Linked DNA regions of Homo sapiens: region 1 is linked to region 2. A link is a loop called in an ENCODE intact Hi-C map of the cell type or tissue named here. Cell type or tissue: endothelial cell of umbilical vein. All regions are shown on one strand. Links, peaks and the distances in the headings refer to the core of each region. The heading gives the core; the rest is flanking DNA.

Region 1 (9,654 bases), core at 3,239-5,738, 130 kb before region 2:
AGGAATACAAAACTGAATACCATATGTTCTCACAAGCGGGAGCTAAGTCATGGGTACGCAAAGGCATACAGAATAGTAAAATAGACTTTGGAGACTGAGACGCGGGGAGAATAGGAAGAAGATAAGGGATAAAAAACGATATATTGGGTACAATGTATGCTACTTTGGTGATGGGTGTAGTAAAATCTCAGACTTCACCACTATACATTTCATCCATGTAACCCAAAACCACTTGTACTCCAAAAGCTATTGAAATAAAAAAGATATTTAAAAAAAAAGAGGCCAGGCAGGTTGGTTCACGCCTGTAATCCCAGCACTTTGGGAGGCTGAGGCGGGCGGATCACTTGAGGTCAGGAGTTCGGGACCAGCCTGACCAACATGGTGAAAACCTGTCTCTACTGAAAAAAAAAAAAAAAAGCCAGGCGTGCTGGCTCCCACCTGTAATCCCAGCTACTCATGGGGCTGGGCGAATCGCTTGAACCTGGGAGGCAGAGGTTGCAGTGAGCCGAGATTGTGCCACTGCACTCTAAGAGCAAAACTCTGTCTCAAAAATAAATAAATAAATAAAAAATTAAAAAAGATCTTCTGTTGTACCTAATCTTCTAGCCTTATTATTTCTTAGAGATTTTATAAATCCATGTGGCTTTTTTACTCTTGTCATCTTCAAGTTATTTGCCAAGATTGAAAAATAACCATCTTTCTCCTAATACCTTGGTGAGCCTGAGAGAAGAAAATACTACACAGTTCATTTTATTGTAAAAGTAGTGAAATTTCTCAACTGATATTCATCCTTCATTTTTGTGGATTTGTTCAGGGAAGATAAGATTTATTGTTTATTTTTATTTTGCTGTATTGCCAGGCTGGTCTGGAACTTCTGAGCTCAAGCAGTCCTCCTGCCTCGGCCTTCCAAAGTGTTGGGATTATAGGTGTGAGCCACCGCACCTGGCTGGAAGACAGGATTTTTTTGGGAAAGTAAATATCACTTGAGAATATCTACTAGTATGGAATCTAAAGTTATGCATACAAGGATGATCTCATATTTCTTTGTATCTTGTTCCCAGTCTTTCCCCCAATCTTGTCTCGCTTTTTCCTCAACAAGCGTAGTTAACAACTACTATGAATTTGGAATACAAAATGATAACGACCCTGCCTTTAGGAAACTGACAATTTAGAAGGTCAACTAGAAATATAAGTTAATAATTACAGTACAGGAAGTCCCCTGATTTCCTCTATAATAACATGTCTCCCAAAATGTGATTGAAAATAAAAATTCCACATGTCATAGGCGTAGGAGGTATTTGGGTGTTTGTATGGAGAGTCATTTCACAGAGCTAAAATTTATTATTATAAAATACTCAATTCTAGTTCCTGGGCATGTTATCTCCTTTGGAATTAGAAATCTTAGTTGCTGCATAACATTAAAAGTGTCAGGATGATGCCTGTAATCCCAGCACTTTTGAAGGTAGAGGCAGAGCATTGCTTGAGGCCAGGATTTTGAGACCAGCCTGGGCAACATAGTGAGACCCTGTCTCTACCAAAAAATTTAAAAAAATTAGCCAAGCATGGTGGTGTGTGCATGTAGTCCTAGGTACTTAGGAGGCTGAGGCAGAGGATCGCTTGAGCTCAGGTATTTGAGGCTGCAGTGAGGCTGCAGTGAGGCTGAGCTCTACCATATAGAGCTCAGGCTCTATATGGTAGAGCCACTGCAATCCAGCCTCCGCAACAGAGTGAGACCTTGTCTTGGGGGGCAAAAAGTGTAAGGATGGGATTTCTAGGCATATTTGGGGCTGAGGAAATCAGTCTTGGGCCCAACCTCCTTGTAGGGGGTGAGGTGGCAACCTCTGGAATTTGAGGCCTGCTACTGGGATTGTAGGTATAGGAAGTTGAGAGGGAAAGGGTCTTTCTCACCCTGCTGTGGTAGTAAGAGCTTGGTGCTTAATGGGTGCCTTTTAGTTGTTTGATCACCTAGGATTTCTGCTTAGAACCCAGCAATACTTGTAGGCCTGCACAGTCCCAAGAGAGAAATCAGAGACTTGGTGATAAGTCAAGGGTAAGAGATGAGATAAGAGAGCACCTACACTATAGGATATTAGAACTACAACTCCAATTACTCCTTCACTCTCATCTTTTTCCCTCTCCCAGCTGCCAAGTATATGTGACTAGTGGTTTGTCCAGAGCAGGACTGGAGGATGGGGTAGGAAGAATTATTATTTTTTCATCATAGATCAGGATAGTGTCATGTCCCCCTAAACTTCAGGGAGGCCTGGCTTCATACCTCTTCTTCCAATTTCCTAGCATTGTGCAATGACAAAGCTTCATGCAGTAACTCAAAATCATTGTTAATAAGGTGATATCTAAAAGATTGAATTTGATGTTCTGAAGTTAGTGTGAGGATGTCAGTCTGTTAATGTGTGAAATGTTTTGAGCTGTGTGAAACTCAATTTTGCTTAGTGTGTTAAGTACAACTGAAGTAGGTGTAAAAGTCAGTAGTAGCACACAGAAAGGAGTAATGAATTGTGTCTAGAGGGTCAGGAAAGGTCTCACAAAGGAGAGGATCCTTGAATTCTTTGTTCAAGTGGTAGAGTTAAAGAAGTAGATTTTTTTTTTTTTTTTTTTTTTTTTTTTTTTTTTGGCGACAGGGTTTTGCTGTAGGTCTCCCAGGCTGGAGTACAGTGGCGCTATCATAGCTCACTGCAATCTCTAAACTTCTGGGCTCAAGCATAGAAATAGATCTGATAGTGGAAGTCTCTGCCCAGTAATACTGAGATCTTGGAACCTTACTCATTTCAGAAATGGCTCTGGTCTGAATACATTATATGGGACTAAGCTCTTCTAAATATCTTTATCCCTTAATTCTTTATGCATAAACTTCAGCAACTTCTAAGCTACCATTAGGAAATTTTCACTGTAAATTATATACTGGATGATTGAATTTTTAGAATTAGATTTATTCCAAATGTAAGTCAACCTAAATGTAAAGTTTTTCTCTACTTAAATATAAGCTTTTTTGGCACTCTTGAAGATTCTGAGTATTTCTGTGGACAGTTATGGCCATCAGGGTGTTTGTTTGAATTCTGGAATTGCCCTAGAGAGCACATAAGCTGTGGAGTAAAGCAGGTGTGTGGTCTGACTCCTGACTTGGTCACTTAAGATCTGTGCAACCTTGAATAGTAACTTCGATGCTAATTTTCCACATCTGTAAAATATGGATAAAAAATGCAGAGTCTTTAGCACAGTTCCTGGCATGAAGTAATGGCTCAATAAATGTTAATTATTACTATTGTTAACTAAATAAGAGTTCCCTAGGTCTCTGACTTCAAACATATAGTTGTTGGAGACTATGAATACCTTGGGGCCACCTTGAGCTAAGACTAGATGCTCAGGAGCACCTTTTTGATTAGTCATTTATTCATTGAGCATATATTTTTGCATTGTTTAAACTTTAGCAAAATACCTAAGTCAGTCAATTCTATTTTTATACAGATATTTCTATATAGAGGAGATTTCCTATAGGATGACCTGTTCTGGGTGTGTCTATCTGACCTGCAGCTAATCAAGTGACTACAGCTTTGCTAATTTTTTTTTTGAAAAACCCTAATATTGTTAAACAGTAGTACAGAGGAAATAAGCTGTTGGTCAGCTTCTAAATTCTGGCACGGGTTAGATTTGCCTAAGAGCAAATCATATAGCAAGAGTTGATGAGAGAACTTTTCTCATATCTTCTAGCCTGGGTAAGTTTGTCTCATTTGGTGTCAAGTCAGAGGAATCTGAACTATAGAACCAAATTGTAGGGAAAGATGACTAAGGGTTTGTGATGTCTTTTTTTTTTTTTACCCCCCTCAAAGGAGTTCTAGGTGTAAAAAGCATCATGGTTTAAACGTTACGAGGCATCAGTGAAGGCAGCAGAAAAGTCAGAAACTAATATAGCCAAGTCTAGATTGTATCTGTTATAAACTCTTTAATCAGAAGATTCTAGCTTCTAGAACCAGGTCTGTAAAATGTTGAGAGCCCTCTAAGTAAACTCCATTATAGTCATTTAATTGATTTTTCTTTGTCTTTCTTCTTGGACATACTCTTCTTTAAAGAGAGCGTTCCCCCCTCTACCCCAGATAGTATCTATCTTTGAGGTTTTGAGAACAATAGTATTCTTGTTCTTTAGGTTCTGAGTTGCTGACTTGAGGGAATTTGATACACAGGAGTCCCCAAGGCCCCCCAGTGGATACCTGAAACCATGGATAGTACTGAACCCTATATATACAGGTCAGGCATCCCAAATCTGAAATCCAAAACGTTCCAAAATCTGAAACCGACGTGACACTCTGAAGAAATGCTCACTGGAGCATTTTGGATTTGTGGATTTGAGATGCTCAACTGGTAAGTATAACACAAATATCCCCAATAGGAAAAACTCCCTATTCCCATTAGTTTTTACTTGATATTCTGAATTCTTAAGTGTGATTTTTTTTTCTAATTTGGGGATAGCTCCTATTTTTGTGAGAGAAATTAATGGGAAATTTTGAGATGGTAACTAGAAATTGTCTTTGCAGTGTTAAATTTTTAGTTGGGAGGCTACTAGGCTGGGTGGCTCTAGCTGTTTAAGTTCCTGTCTAAGCAAACCAAAGCCCAACTTAGAAAGTAAAAGGAAACTAGATATTTTGCCAACTAGAAACCACCTAAGTAATCTCTAACTAGTGTCTTTCCACTCTGACCAATGAGATATGTTTTCTTTGTCTTCCGTGTTCAGCCTATAAAGCTTACAGCCCACACTGCTGTGAATGAAGCTCTTCAAACCTTTTATGGTTCAGAGTGCTGCCTAATTGATGAATCATTCTTTGCACAGATAAACTCTTTTGTCTGTTTTTGCTTTAAACAACAAAGGAACATAAATTCTGTTAATTGATTGTATGAATATAACAGTGAAAATTCCCTGTTAGGCTTTGGTTATCAGTATTTTAGGAATACTTTTTAAAACATCCCCTTTAGCTTTTAATGTGTTTTGGTTAGACAAGATGATGTATGTGTCAGTATAATGCCAGGCTCACAAAAGTTGCTAACTAAATGTTAGTTCCTTCAATACATACATTCATTCCCTGGGACATGGTTCCAAAAGTAGATTATCATAAGAATTCTGTGAGAAGCTTTGAAAAAACTACAGATGTCTATGGCATATATTAATACATGGCGTCTATATCCATACATGTATGTAAATGTATGCAAACAATTTAATCTACTTTTTCCTTAACATTAACTCCTTCAGATAGAATGGTTGGCCCAAATGATTTAATTATTTTTTAGGTTGTTGATTCATAGAAACAAATCCCCTGCAGAAAGGTTGTACCAATTTACACGGTTACCTTTCTTCACATTTTCTCTAACACTGGGTATTCTTGAGCTTTTAGTATTTCTCAGTTGGTGGAAAGGATCTCTTAGTTTGTTGGGATCTCTTTGATTATGAGTGAGATTCAGCATTTTCCATAATTTACTGATGTCTGCATTTCTTCCTCCCTCCTTCCCTTTCTTCTTTCCTTTCTCCTTCTCCTACTTCCACTTTCTCCCGTCCTGTCCTCCCTTTCCCCTGCTCTCCCTCTTTCTTCCCCTTCTATCCCCCTCCCCTCCTGTTTTTCCTTCTTTGCTTGTTTTTGATCTCTGTTCTTCCACATATGAAGATTCTATTTTGACCAGCAATAAGTTGAATTATGGGGCTAGAAGATAAGGACTAAAAACAAGAATTGGTGTCCAGAAAGGTGGGGTAATTTTGATTACTATGCCTGTTGCAAACATGAGCAAGATGTTAAATGTATCATAGATCTGCAAGGTTTTTTTAATTCATATTTTTTATCTATTGTCTCATTAATGTTATCTTTGAGAAATGGTTCTTTTCAGTTTGAGAATGGGGGAATTGGATTTAAAATTTTCTTACATGAAGAAACCAAATATTTTGCTGCTATCCTTTGGAAACTTCTTACTATGATTGGTTCTGGGTGGCATTGGAATCAGTTTGAAATGATGCCATTAATGACCACATGTTTGGATTTCTTGACTATGGGTAAATGTGATTAGAACAGAAATCCCTTAATAATAGGGATTCTTTATCTTTGTGTCCCTAGTGCCTCATAGTATCTGGCCCTAATTAGGAGCTTTAGAAGTGCTTATTGACTGATTGCTTTTTTATCTGAATCGGCCCTTTCTATCCCATCATTATGATAACATCCATCTTGGTAGTAGTAAAACTGTTGCAAACTGCAGAAATGAACTGTGATTTTTTTTTTTTTTTTTTTTTTTTTTAAAGACAGGGTCTCACTCTGTCACCCAGGCTGGAGTGCAGTGGCATGAACATCTTAATAGCTCACTGCAGCCTCAACCTCCCCAGGCTTAGGTGATCCTCCCACCTCAGCCACCAGAGTAGCTGGAACTACAGGTACACTCCATCATGCCCAGCTAATTTTTGTATTTTTTGTAGAGACAGGTTTCATCATGTTGCCCAGGCTGGTTTCAATCTCCTGGGCTCAAGGGATCTGCCTACCTTGGCCTCCCAAAGTATTGGGATTACAGGTGTCAGCCACGGTGCCTGGCACAAATAACTTTTTCAGACACCACTTTTGATTCTTCTGGGTATGTATCCAGAAGTGGAATCACTGGTATCATACTGTAATTCTATTTTTTTTTTTTAAATGGAGTCTCACTCACTCAGGCTGGAGCGTAGTGGTACTATCTCGGCTCACTGCAACCACTGCCTTCTGGGTTCAAATGATTCTCCTACCTCAGCCTTCCAAGTAGCTGGGACTACAGGCGTGTACCACCACACTGGCTAATTTTTTTTTGTATTTTTAGTAGAGATGGGGTTTCACCATGTTGGCTAGGCTGGTCTCGAACTGCTAACCTCAAGTGATCTGCCTGCCTTGGCCTCCCAAAGTGCTAGAATTATAGGCATGACCATCGTTTTCAGCCTCTTTAATTCTTTTTTCAATTTTTTGAGGAGACATCATACTGTTTTCCACAGTGGCTACACCATTTTACATTTCCATCAGCACTGCACAGGGTTCTAATTTCAGCACATTCTTACCAACACTTATTTTCTGCTGGTTTTTTTTTATAATCATCATCATCTTAATGGGTGTGAAGTGGTATCTCATTGTGGTTTTGATTTGCATTTTTGAAATGATAAGTGATGTTGAGCATCTTTTCTTATGCTTACTGTTCATTTGCATATTTTCTTTGGAGAAATACCTATTTAAGTCCTTTGCCCACTGTTGAGTCAGATTTTTTGTTGTTGAGTTTTAGGGATACTTTTTAAAGATGCTAATCACGTGAACTCCTTTTTAAGTGATTTATAATTCCGTAACATATACTTTTTTTTTTCTGATCGATTTCCTTATAGTTTGTATTCTAGTGGGTTAATGGAGTGTGATTTTTTTTTAAAACAGCTTTGCTGAGGTGTGATTGGCATAAAAAATACTGCACACATCTGAAATGAACAATTTGATTAGTTTTGACATATGTATACATCTGTGAATCCATACTCATTACCTCCACAGATTTCTTCTTGCCCCCTTGTAATCTTTTCCCCCACTACTACCCATCCTTCCTTGTCTCCAGGAAAATCCTGAATTGCTTTTGGTCACTATAAATTTAGTGCCTTTTCTAAAGTTTTTTTTTAAAATGGAACTTCTAGTATATACTTTTGGGCAGGGGCTGTCCATTCCTGTGTTTATTTATCCTTTGTATATTTTCTTTGGTAAAATATCTGTTCAAATATTTTGGCCATTATTTAAATTGGGTTGTTTGTTTTCTTATTATTGAGTTTTGAGAGCGGTTTATATTCTTGATCAAAGTTGTTTATAAGATACGTGCTTCGCAGATGTATTTTTCCTGGACTGTTGCTTGTCTTTTCTTTCTCTTAATAGTGTCTTTTGAAGAGCACACATTTTAAATTATGATGAAATTTGTTTGTTCTCATATGGATTGTGTTTATCTATCAGTTTGTTCTCATATGGATTCTATTTTTGTTTATGTATCTAAGATATATTTGCCTAATCCAAGGGCATAGAAGTTCTCTCCTGGAAGTTTTATGGTTTTGTATTTAGACCTATGATGCATTTTGAGTTAATTTTTTTATATGGGATAAAAATTGGATAGAAATTCTTTTTTGGGGGGTAGAGACATGCAGTTATTTCAGCATCATTTACTGAAGTGGTTTGTGTCCTTTTGATTTTTGTCAAAAATCATTTGACTGTATACGCGTGGGTTTATTTCTGACTCTTATTTTGTTCCACTGACCTCTTTGTCTTTCTTTTTTTTTTGTCTCTCATACCAGCTCAGTTTTAATTTTAAAGTGACAAATGTACAGGTGGAATAAAATTTTAAGCAACACCCTCCAAATTCCTCTTACATGACAAGAAGAAGCTGAATGTAATTTTGCTCTATAACCAACTAAACAGTAGCTCAGGATAGACATAAAGCCAACTTTTCCAATTAAGCCTTTGTGAAAATCAATTTCTAAATGGATCACAACTCCAGGATATTGTTTCTGTGCTGTGATTTCTTTGTCTTTCTTGATGCCACTACCATGCTGACTATTATGGCTTTATAAGTCATGAAATCGGGTCACGTTAACCCATACAACTGCTTGTTCCTTTTCAGAGCAATTTTGGCTATTGTGCTGGTTACCAATCTGTTGCCTCTCAGCTCCAAATGCATCCTTTTTGCCTGCTCTGTGAAAATAGATCAGGCCCTTTAAATATTTTTCTTTTGTCAGCTGACAATGTTAAGTTTTGCCAGTACAGAGTGCTGGAGAAACACTGCAGAGAAGTTTTGCTTGTTCGTTTCTGTGTACTTGCTTAGTGGACTGTAGCAACACACTCAGCTTCTCCAGTGTCAACCCACATTGGCTTTCCCACTCTACAGTTTCTGTAGGATGCATGTTTTCACCATTATCAGGCTTCTGCAGTGCTCAGAGGGCAGCAATACCCAGCAACCAGTGACCCGAGGCCAGCAACTTCTTTTACTTCCCCCTCAGTTGGATTTGTAACAGAGTATCTTTGGTGGGACACTTCTGTGTGAAGAGATTTTACTAGCACCCTAAAGAATGGATTTCTGGCAAGTTCCACAAGGTAGACTTCCAGTAAGTTCTGCTGGTGCAGCACTACAGCAACTTCCGTGCTATTCAGTGAGAGGACTGTGTTCTCTCCAACAAGGTCTGGATCTCAGCCCTGGGATGGTTTAGGGTCGGAGGAAGCTCTTGCCTTGGTGTTCTGTGTCAGCCTAGGGAGCATTGGCTACTCTTAAGAGTTCTCTTTATTTCTCATTAGTTAATTAGCTGTTTCTCCAACCCCATGTTAAATAGTTAGTGATCCTTTTTATTAAGCTTTCACTTTTCAAATTACTGTGTGGCTTTTCTCTCCGGAATGGCTTTACATTTCCATATGAATTTAAGAAACAGTATGTAAATATTTGATTGGAATTGCATCGAATCTATAGATGAATTTGAGGGACAGTTGACATCTTAACGATATCAAGTCTTCTGACTCATGAATAAAATGTCTCCATTTATTTGGATGTTTAATTTCTTTCAGCAGTATTTTATTGTTTTCAATGTACTGATCTTACCCATATTTTATTAGGTTGATCTTTAAGTATTTTATATTTTTTGATGCT
Region 2 (9,654 bases), core at 2,376-4,875:
TTTTTGAAATACATATCAAATCTCAGAAAAACTTAACATGTAGGCATCCTTAAAGGCTTTTAAAATAGGAATGAGGATCATCTACAGGAAACCCTAGTGATTAGCTGTTTCATGTTTTGTGATGTCAGATGTAAGCAGTGAACCAGGCCAGCCTATATAGCTATTGCTGCAGCTGCACAGTCCAGCTTTCTTGGATTTACCTAATAACTAATGATGTCTAACGTCTTTTAGTGTGCTTAATTCGCCTTTTTGTCTTTTTTGTTCAAACATTTATTTAAATCTTTTTGCTTATGAGGTTTTTTCTTTTTTTTCCTGATGATTTGATACTTTATGTAGTCTGGATACAAGTCCTTTAACAGATGTAGGATTTAAAAATATTTTCTTGGCCAGGCGCAGTGGCTCATGTCTGTAATCTCAGCACTTTGGGAAGCCAAGGCGGGTGGATCACCTGAGGTCAGGAGTTGAAGACCAGCCTGGCCAACATGGCAAAACCCCGTCTCTACTAAAAATATAAAAATTAGCCGGGTGTGGTGGCGCGCTCCTGTAGTCCCAGCTACTTGGGAGGCTGAAGCGGAAGAATCACTTGAACCCGAGAGGTGGAGGTTGCAGTGAGCCAGGATCGCGCCACTGCACTCCAGCCTGGGTGACAGAGTGAGACTCTGTCTCAAAAAAAAAAAAAAAATTTTTCCTCTAGTCTGTGGGTTATCTTTTCATTCTCTTAACTGTGTCTTTCTAAAAGAAGAGCTTTTAATTTTAGTGAAATCCAGTTTATCAATTTTTTCTTTTGTGGATCACACCTTTCTGTCATAGCTAAGATAACTTTGCTGAACTGAGGGTCAGAAAGGTATATTTCTTGTTTTCCTCTTGTTGTGAAAACTGTCTGCTAAATTATCTTTGTGACTTTATTTAAAAAATAAATTGAGTGTCCATTTATGTGTGGGCCTATTCCCGGACTCTTTTCTGTTTCATTATGCTCTTTGTCATCTGTCTTTATACTAGTACCTCACTGTCTTGATTATTGTATGTAGTTTTATAATAGGTCTTTAAAAACTTTTTTTAAATTTTTTAAATTTTTGTTCATTCATTCATTCATTCATTCAATCAGTCATTCAAACACCAACTCAAGCCAGATACAATAGGTCTTAATATCAGATGGTGTTTGCCTTTTAGTTTTATCTTTTTCTGATTTGTATTGAGTATTCTAGATGTTTGTGTTTCCATATGAATTTTATTACTGGCCTGACAATTTCTAAACAAATTCAGTGTTGTTTTATAATTTTAAATTTATAAGTCGTGCCCATCTTTTGCCAGATTGATACTTAATTTTTTTCATTTTTTTTTGCTATTGTAACTAATAATGTGGTTTAAAATATTAATTTCCAGTTGTTTTTTGCTAGAATATAGAAATGTAGAATATAGAAATATAGAATTGAATTTTGTATGTTGATGTTATATTCTGCAACCTTGTTAAACAACATCAGATTTTCAACATAGATTATCATGTTATGTGAACCGAGGATAGCTTTGCTTCTTTCATTCCAATTTGAATGCCTTTGTTTCTTTTTCTTGCCTTGGTCTACTGGCTAGAATTTCCAATATCGTGGTGAGTAGAAGTGGTGAGAGAGGACATCTTGTTTTGTTTCTGATATTAGGGGCAATATATTTATGCTTTCACCATTAACCTATGGTGTTAGCAGTAAGTTTTTAATAGATAATTGTTATCAGGTTGAGGAAATTTCCTTAATTTCCTAGTTTCTGACACCTTTTTTTTTTTTTTTGAAACAAAGTTTCGCTCTTGTTGCCCTGGCTGGAGTGCAATGGCACAATCTCGGCTCACCACAGCCTCTGTCTCCCAGGTTCAAGCAATTCTCCTGCCTCAGCCTCCCGAGTAGCTGGGATTACAGGCATGCACCACCATGCCTGGCTAATTTTATATTTTTAGTAGAGACGGGGTTTCTCCATGTTGGTCAGGTTGGTCTCGAACTCCCAACCTCAGGTGATCCGCCTGCCTCGGCCTCCCAAAGTGCTGGGATTACAGGCGTGAGCCACTGCACCCAGCCATTTCTGACACTTTTTATCAGGAATTTACATTAGACTTTTGTTAAGTCCTTTTTCTGAGTGTATTCAGATAATGTGTTTTGTAAAATTTTGTTTAAAAAAAATTTTGTCTATAGGAAGAATTACATTGATTTATTTTTTAATGCTAAGCCAATCTTGGATTTCTAGGATAAACCTTGGTTAACCATGATTTACTATCTACATTACATATGGTTGGGTTTGGTTTGCTAAATTTTTTTATAATTTTTATATTGGTGTTCATGAGAGATACTGTTCTGTAATTTTTTTTCTTACTATATCTTTCTCTGGTTTGATATCCAGATAATACTAACTTTATAGAAAGAAGTAGTCCCTCTAGGTTTTTTTGCCCAGTGTGGCTACAATAGGGGTTGGCAAACTATGGCTCATGGGTCACATCCTACCAACCACCTCTTTTTTTCATGGCCAGCAAGCTAAGAATGATTTTCCATTTTTAAGTTGTTACATTTTAAGTGTCATACACACACACACACGCGCGCGCGCGCGCGCGCGCGCGCGCACACACACACACACACACACACACACACACACACACACACACACACACACACACACACACACACACACACACACACACCCCCCAAGTAATAGCCTTGATTTTGCTTGTTGGCCTATAAAACCGAAAATATTTATTAGGAAAAAGTCTGCCAGTTTAATTGATTTTCTTTCTTTTTTTTTTAAAGAACCAGATTTTAGTTTTCATTGGTTTTTATCTATTTTTCTTTTTCTCCATTTCATTGATCGTCTCTCTGATCTTTATTACTTCGTTTCTTCCACTTAATTGGAGTTTCATTTGCTCTTTTTTTCTTAGTTTCTTAGGGTAGACGCTACAATATATAATCTGCAGTAAATCTCATTCTTTATATTTTTCATTTCAGACATTATAGTTTTCATCTGTAGTAGTTCAACTTGGGTATCTATTAAAATTTTTTCTTTCTTTCTTTCTTTTTTCTGAGATGGAGTCTCACTCTGCCACCCCGGCTGGAGTTCAAAGGCGTGATCTCGACTCACTGCAACCTCTGCCTCTTGGGTTCAAGCAGTTCTCCTGCCTCAGCCTCCTGAGTAGCTGGGATTACAGACGTCTGCCACCATGCCTGGCTAATTTTTGTATTTTTCATAGAGACAGTATTTCACCATGTTGGCCAGGCTGGTCTTGAACTCCTGACCTCAGGTGATCTGCCTGCCTCAGCCTCCCAAAGTGCTGGGATTACAGGCGTGAGCCACCGCACCTGGCCTATTAAAATTTTAACATCTTTTTTATATCTTCCCTGTCTCTAACTTTTGAACATATGAAATACAGTCATAATAACTGTTATTTCTATGGTGATTCTAACATCTGTGTCAGTTTTGAGTTGGTTTTGATAGATTGATTTCACTCTTCTTTATGGGTTGTCTTTTCTTGTTTTTTTGCAAGCCTGGTAACTTTTGTGGATTCCAGACATGAATTTTACCTTGTTTGTTACTAGAAGGTCTTGTATAATTTACAAATATTCTTAAATTTTGTTCTGGGATGTAGTTATGTTATTTTAAAATAATTTGATCCTATTTTGTCTTTTAATAATTGTTAAGTGGGACCTAAGCAATGTTTGGTCTGGGGCACATTTTCCTGCTATTGAGGCCAAATCCTTCTGAGCATTTTACCCAGCATCCCATGAATTACGGTTTTCTAGTCTGGCTGATAGGATCAGGAACTGTTTCTACCTAATCTGTATGAATGCCAGGTACTACTTCCTCTAATCCTTTTAGAGAGTTCTTTCCCCAGCCTGAGTAGTTCCTTATGTGTGTGTGCTGATGAGTACTCTGCTAATTCCAAAATGGTACCTTTGCAGATTTCTGGAATTCTCTGTCCTCTACAGTTCTCTCTTATTCAAACTCTGTCTTGGTCTTTTTAGACTCTTAGCTCCATTTCTTCAACTCAGTGAATGTACTGGCTCCATCTGCATTTCCCCTCCATACACTGTGGTCTGGAAACTCTCTGAATGCAGTAAGCTGGGACAGTCACAGGGCTATCATCATTTGTTTTCCTTCTCTGGTGATCACTGCCCTTTGTTGCCTGATTGCAATTTTATTAGATCATTGTTTAATACATCTAACCTGGATTTTGAGTTGTTTCAGGCAGGATGGTAAATGTCTTGGCTAGAAGTGGAAGTCTTATATATCTGTATCTTTGGCATGGTGAATGTAAGAAAGCATTCTGTTCCCTAAGTATTCAGAAAAGAGACTGTTCGTGCATATTGACTCTTTTCTGGATGGAGTTTGGAAAGAATAGTTCTCCTGTATTTTTTTTTTAGAGTGATTTTTCCAGTAATTTTCTTTTCCAGTTTTTTTTTTCACAGTTGGATTAGATTATTAGGCAATATGGATTACTAATTCCATTATGTTTTATTAGAATTAGATTGGAACTCTTTGTGGAAAGCTACTGAAAAGATCACATGCTATTTTTTTCATGGCTGTTTTGCCTCTGATGTTTATTCCACCAATATTTGAAGAAAGAGATAAAAAGGAGAACCTAGACATAATCTTTCTATTGTCAATTTTTCTATCACTAACATATGTTCTGAAAAAGGACATTCCTGTCCTATAGTATATTGCTGCCAAAATAAATCCCAAGAGATTGAAGTTTTATTCTATTTTCAAATTGTTTCCTAGAAACCAGCCACCTAATTCACAAAGAGATTAAGAGCCAAGTCTTAGAAACATAACTTTAAAAAACTATATACCAGGACATGCCTCATTTGTGAATGTATGCGTGCTCATAAATTGGGTAATTGTGCACCTAACTACTGTATTCATTTTTTATTATTCGCTTTGTGCTTATACAAATGAAGGCTTTTTCATTCATATTCTGTAGCCTTGGACACTCATGATTGGAGGATAGTTACTTTTTATGCTCCTGTTCAATGTTAATGCGTACAATTTTACAGGAAATTATAAAATGTCTCCAATTACTTTGGTATAGCTGTAACAATAGCTACTTTATTAAACGTGTTCTGAAGTAGTGTAGGTAATTGACAGTTAATTTGGCTTTATCAGGTTATATAGAAAATGTTAGAGAAGCTATAAAAAACCTTTCGTATCAGAGTGTTTGCCTCAAAAGGCTATGTTGGCTGGGCGCCGTGGCTCATACCTGTAATTCAGCACTTTGGGAGGTTGAGGTGGGCGGATCACTTGAGGCCAGGAGTTTTAGACCAGCCTGGCCAACCCAATGAAACCCCGTCTCTACTAAAAATGTAAAAAAATTAGCCAGGGATGGTGGTGCATTCCCGTAATCCCATCTGCTCAGGAGGCCGAGGCACGAGAATCATTTGAATCTGGGAGGCAGTGGTTGTGGCAAGCCAAGATCCCATCACTGTACTCCAGCCTGGGTGACAAATCGAGACTGTGTCAAAAAAAAAAAAAAAAGACTGTGTTGACATCTGAATTTAAGTTCTGCCAACTATAATTTAAAACTTAAGTTCCCTTAAACTGGTCATGATGGTAAGAATAGATAGCCCAGACTTTTTGAGATTACAGCTCATCTCTAAAATGACAAAGCTCAGATATAATAGTAGCCTTCATAAAATTTATTGCCAGACACTGCTAAGTACTTTTACAGACATTTCCTCATTTAAATAGACTTTGAAAGAAAAATCAGCTATTTAATCTTTAGGACAATTTTGTAAAAGGATCAATATATGTACGTATTAATTTCCTATTGCTGCTTTGACAAATACCACAAACTTTATGGCTTAAAACAACATAAATTTATTCTCTTAAGAGTTTTGGAGGCCAGAGATCTGAATTGAGTTTCACTGCACTGAAACCAAGATGTCAGGAGGGCTGGATTCCCTAGAGAAGCTCTAGGAGAGCATCTGGGGTATTTTTGTTTGTTCGTTCGTTTGCCTTTTCCAGTTTCTAAAAATGTCTTCCTTGCTCATGGTTGCTTCTTCCATCTTCAAAGCTAACAGCCACATAACCTTTTCCTCTTCTGTAGTAAAATCTTCTTCTACCTTCCTCTTATGAAGACACTTGTTATTACAAAATGGCTCACCTAGATAATCCAATCTCAAAATCCTTAATTATATATTCAGAGTTTCTTTTGCCATAAAGAGTAATATTCACAGATTTCATGATTAGGTTATGGATATCTTTGGGAGACCTTTGTTTAGCCTACCACGAAATTGTATTATGTACATCAAAGTGGAGTACAGTATACTGCCATAAGTCACATAAAAACAAAACAGGAACAAGCACAGTTTGGAATTAAGTTGAACAGAGAGGTTGATAATATAAGTAAGAGATCTTGGATTGCTGTTCTGTGTTCCAGCTTTTATATTATTGACTGATTGTTTTTGTTGCTGATAGAAATGAATAGAACAATGATCTTCAATTTTTTATTTTTATTTTTTCGAGACAGGGTTTCACTCTGCTGCCTACACTAGAATGCAGTGACATGATCATAGTTCATTGTAATCTTGAACTATGGTTCAAGGATGGTTCAAGCCATCCTCCTTCCTTAGCTTCCTGAGTAGCTGGGACTGCAGGCACACACCACCATGTGCCCAGCTAATGTTTTCATTTTTGTAATGATGGGGGATTGCTGTGTTGCCCAGGCTGGCCATGAACTCCTGGGCTCAAGTAATCCTCCTACCTGGGCCTCCCAAAGTGCTGGGATTATAGGCATGAGTGGCTACACCTGGCCCAATTTTTTTCTAATATGTTTTATCTTCTACTCTTGTCTTTCTTTTTTCTATATAAGACCAATGCTTAGTAGTCTAATGTCATGAATTGAAAGACAGATTTACATAGTCTGATATTATAATTAATTTAGAAATACATTATATTTGATGTTTGAGCATGTCCTTAGACACATGTTCAGATATGCTTCGTTATTCCCTTTAAGCCTTTTCTTTACTTTTTCCTTCACTTTTGTTACTCTCAATGCTAATGAATAATTGACCTCTTTGCCACTGATCATGGTACTCTGGGGATGAAAGATTTTTAGGAAACAGCTCTAGAGGTTTGTTAACTCCTAGAAGATCATAGATTTCTGAAGTAGATTAATATTTTCTATTTTTCGTTATTATCATTTCATTGTCCATTTCACTGGTTAATCCTATACCTTTGAAGAGAAAATTCCATTTGGTACTACTTTTGTGCTATATGGTTCAACAACTTATGGAGTTTACAGTATAAATGTTTTAGAAAGTGAGCTTGTATTTTGTTGCACAGTTTGAAAGCTAAATGTTTACATTATCTTCCCTAAACTACAGGATACCAGAAGGCCCTATTGATCAGGGGCCAGCTATAGGAAGAGTACGCGTTTTAGAAGAGCAGCTTGTTAAGGCCAAAGAACAGATTGAAAATTACAAGAAACAGACCAGAAATGGTAGGTGATTATACAGTGTTTTCCCCTCCTCAGTATATGGGCTTTAGCACAGATAATTGAAAGTTTCCTTTTATCAAAATGTTGGAAATGCTACAACTCTCTATTCTTTGACTACAGGTCTGGGGAAGGATCATGAAATCCTGAGGAGGAGGATTGAAAATGGAGCTAAAGAGCTCTGGTTTTTCCTACAGAGTGAATTGAAGAAATTAAAGAACTTAGAAGGAAATGAACTCCAAAGACATGCAGATGAATTTCTTTTGGATTTAGGACATCATGAAAGGTACTATTCTCCTTTCACATTTTATTTGGGCTTTAGAAAAGATTATAATCTAAGAATGAGAAACAGACTTGTTAATCCATCTGTTGAGTGGTAAATATTAATAGCACCTACAATATTTAAGAGGCGAAGAGTACCTGAGGTCCCAAAGGATGGTAATTGCCAAGTGCAGTTCATCAACCAAAATATACCACCAGAAAGTATTAATTAAAATGTATTTCTAGAAATCTTTACATTCTAAATAAATTCTGAAGGTAGTGGTGCCAGCCAACAATACATTAAAATATCTTTCTATAAATGTTCTTTATATATAATCAGTATTTGAAGTGGAGTGTGCAGTTTTGCATTGCGGTACATTGGAACTCATAGTGAGTCCGATGGTTACATTTCTAATTCAAACATTAAAAACTTTAAAATAGCATTTTTTTAAGGATTTCTAATGAAAGGTTAACAGGATTTTTTTTTTCTTTAAGTAAAAAGGAGCATTCTGTTCATTGTTCTTTCATTAGTTGCTGGAAAGAGGTACCTGAGATCTGCCTGGTTAAATTTGTTTCTCCTATGCACACGTTGCTAAATAATATGAAGTTTATCTTCCACAGAAAAGAAAACATTTTGGTGCTGTTGTATTCATGCAGAACAAAATGTATCTGAAAATCATTATAAATACAGTGAAACCTGTCTTTAGGCCTGTTATATTTAAAAGTCTATGTTTCCAGTAGGATTCTGATGGCAATTACTGTCTCATTAGTGAACAATAAAAGAAAAATTGTTGTATTAGCACAACCTACTACTGTGAAGAGGAAAAGAATTACCCCATACAAGTAAGAGATTTCATATTTATTAACATCAGCAGCAATATTATAATGATTTTGAAAAATTGCTTGGTTGTTTTAGGTGAAATTATAAATAAAAATCTGTCTATTGGAATCATTTTAGCATTAATGAATCTACAGAAATATGATAGCATGGATTTCAAGGGGCAGTGAATTATTAGGCCACACATTGGACAGACTTTTTGATATATTTAGCCCAACTTGCAGTCAGGCCATACTTAGACCACTAAACCAAATGCTGACTAATTCTGTCATTAATATTTCTCTACCCTAAAGCTGATTCTAGGCACGAAGCATCTCTTAAATGGAATTTTGTGCTTGTGTTCTTTGCTTATCACAGTTTTTTAGGCCAATTCACATCTGAAGAGGATTTGACTTGGGTAGACTATGCTGTATGTAAAGGAGAATTTTGGCCACTGACTTCTGATGGAATGTTTAATTTTAAGATTTGAGTAATTGGGCTGGGCGTGGTGGCTCATGCCTGTAATCCCAGCACTTTGGGAGGCTGAGATAAGAGATCTCTTGAAGCTAGGAGTTTGAGACCAGCCTGGCCAACATGGTGAAACCCCGTCTCTACCAAAAATACAAAAATCAGCCATGCATGGTGGCACATGCCTGTGATCCCAGCTACTTGGGAGGCTGAGGCCCAAGGATCACTTGAACCTGGGAGGCAGAGGTTGTGGTGAGCAGAGATCATGCCACTGTACTCCAGCCTGGGCAACAGAGCAAGACTCTGTCTCAAAAAAAAGATTTGAGTAATCAAATAACTTGAGAATTTAATTTTCCAGTGTTTTTAAAAATTAATTCATATATATATATATATATATATATATATATATATATATATATATGTATGTATATATTTATTTATTTATTTTTTAGATGTGGAGGTCTTTCTATGTTACCCAGGCCAGTCTTGAACTCCTGGTCTCCAGTGATCCTCCCTCGTCAGCCTCCTGTGTAGCTGGGATTATAGGCCTGGGCTACCATGTCCAGCTGAATTGAAATAATTCTTTAAGGAATTATTTTGTAAATAATAATATAATTTGTTTATATAACTCGCATATGTTTTGTGACCA

Evidence for each region. Hi-C counts contacts between places; a loop is a spot of excess contacts. Peaks named below come from ENCODE experiments on the same cell type or tissue, not always from the same donor. Only the 100,000 strongest peaks of a DNase experiment are listed, where the experiment ranks them.
Region 1: it touches region 2 in a loop (2.4-fold over the local background); 1 of 110 quality-filtered maps calls a loop at or near these places.

What each region holds. Positions count from the first base shown.
Region 1 is chr14:65,474,041-65,483,694 of GRCh38, forward strand. All of the region lies in intron 2 of FUT8 (fucosyltransferase 8), which reads left to right. Among named protein-coding and RNA genes, the nearest start is that of MIR625, 7.8 kb to the left of the region's middle. In endothelial cell of umbilical vein, for the core only: no CTCF peak of the experiment used is centred there; a DNase peak (open chromatin) is centred at 4,791; H3K27ac peaks cover 218 bases.
Region 2 is chr14:65,608,629-65,618,282 of GRCh38, forward strand. It overlaps FUT8 (fucosyltransferase 8), which reads left to right. Exons shown (of 11, transcript NM_001371533.1): 4 at 7,350-7,465; 5 at 7,583-7,745. Among named protein-coding and RNA genes, the nearest start is that of MIR625, 140 kb to the left of the region's middle. In endothelial cell of umbilical vein, for the core only: no CTCF peak of the experiment used is centred there; no DNase peak of the experiment used is centred there.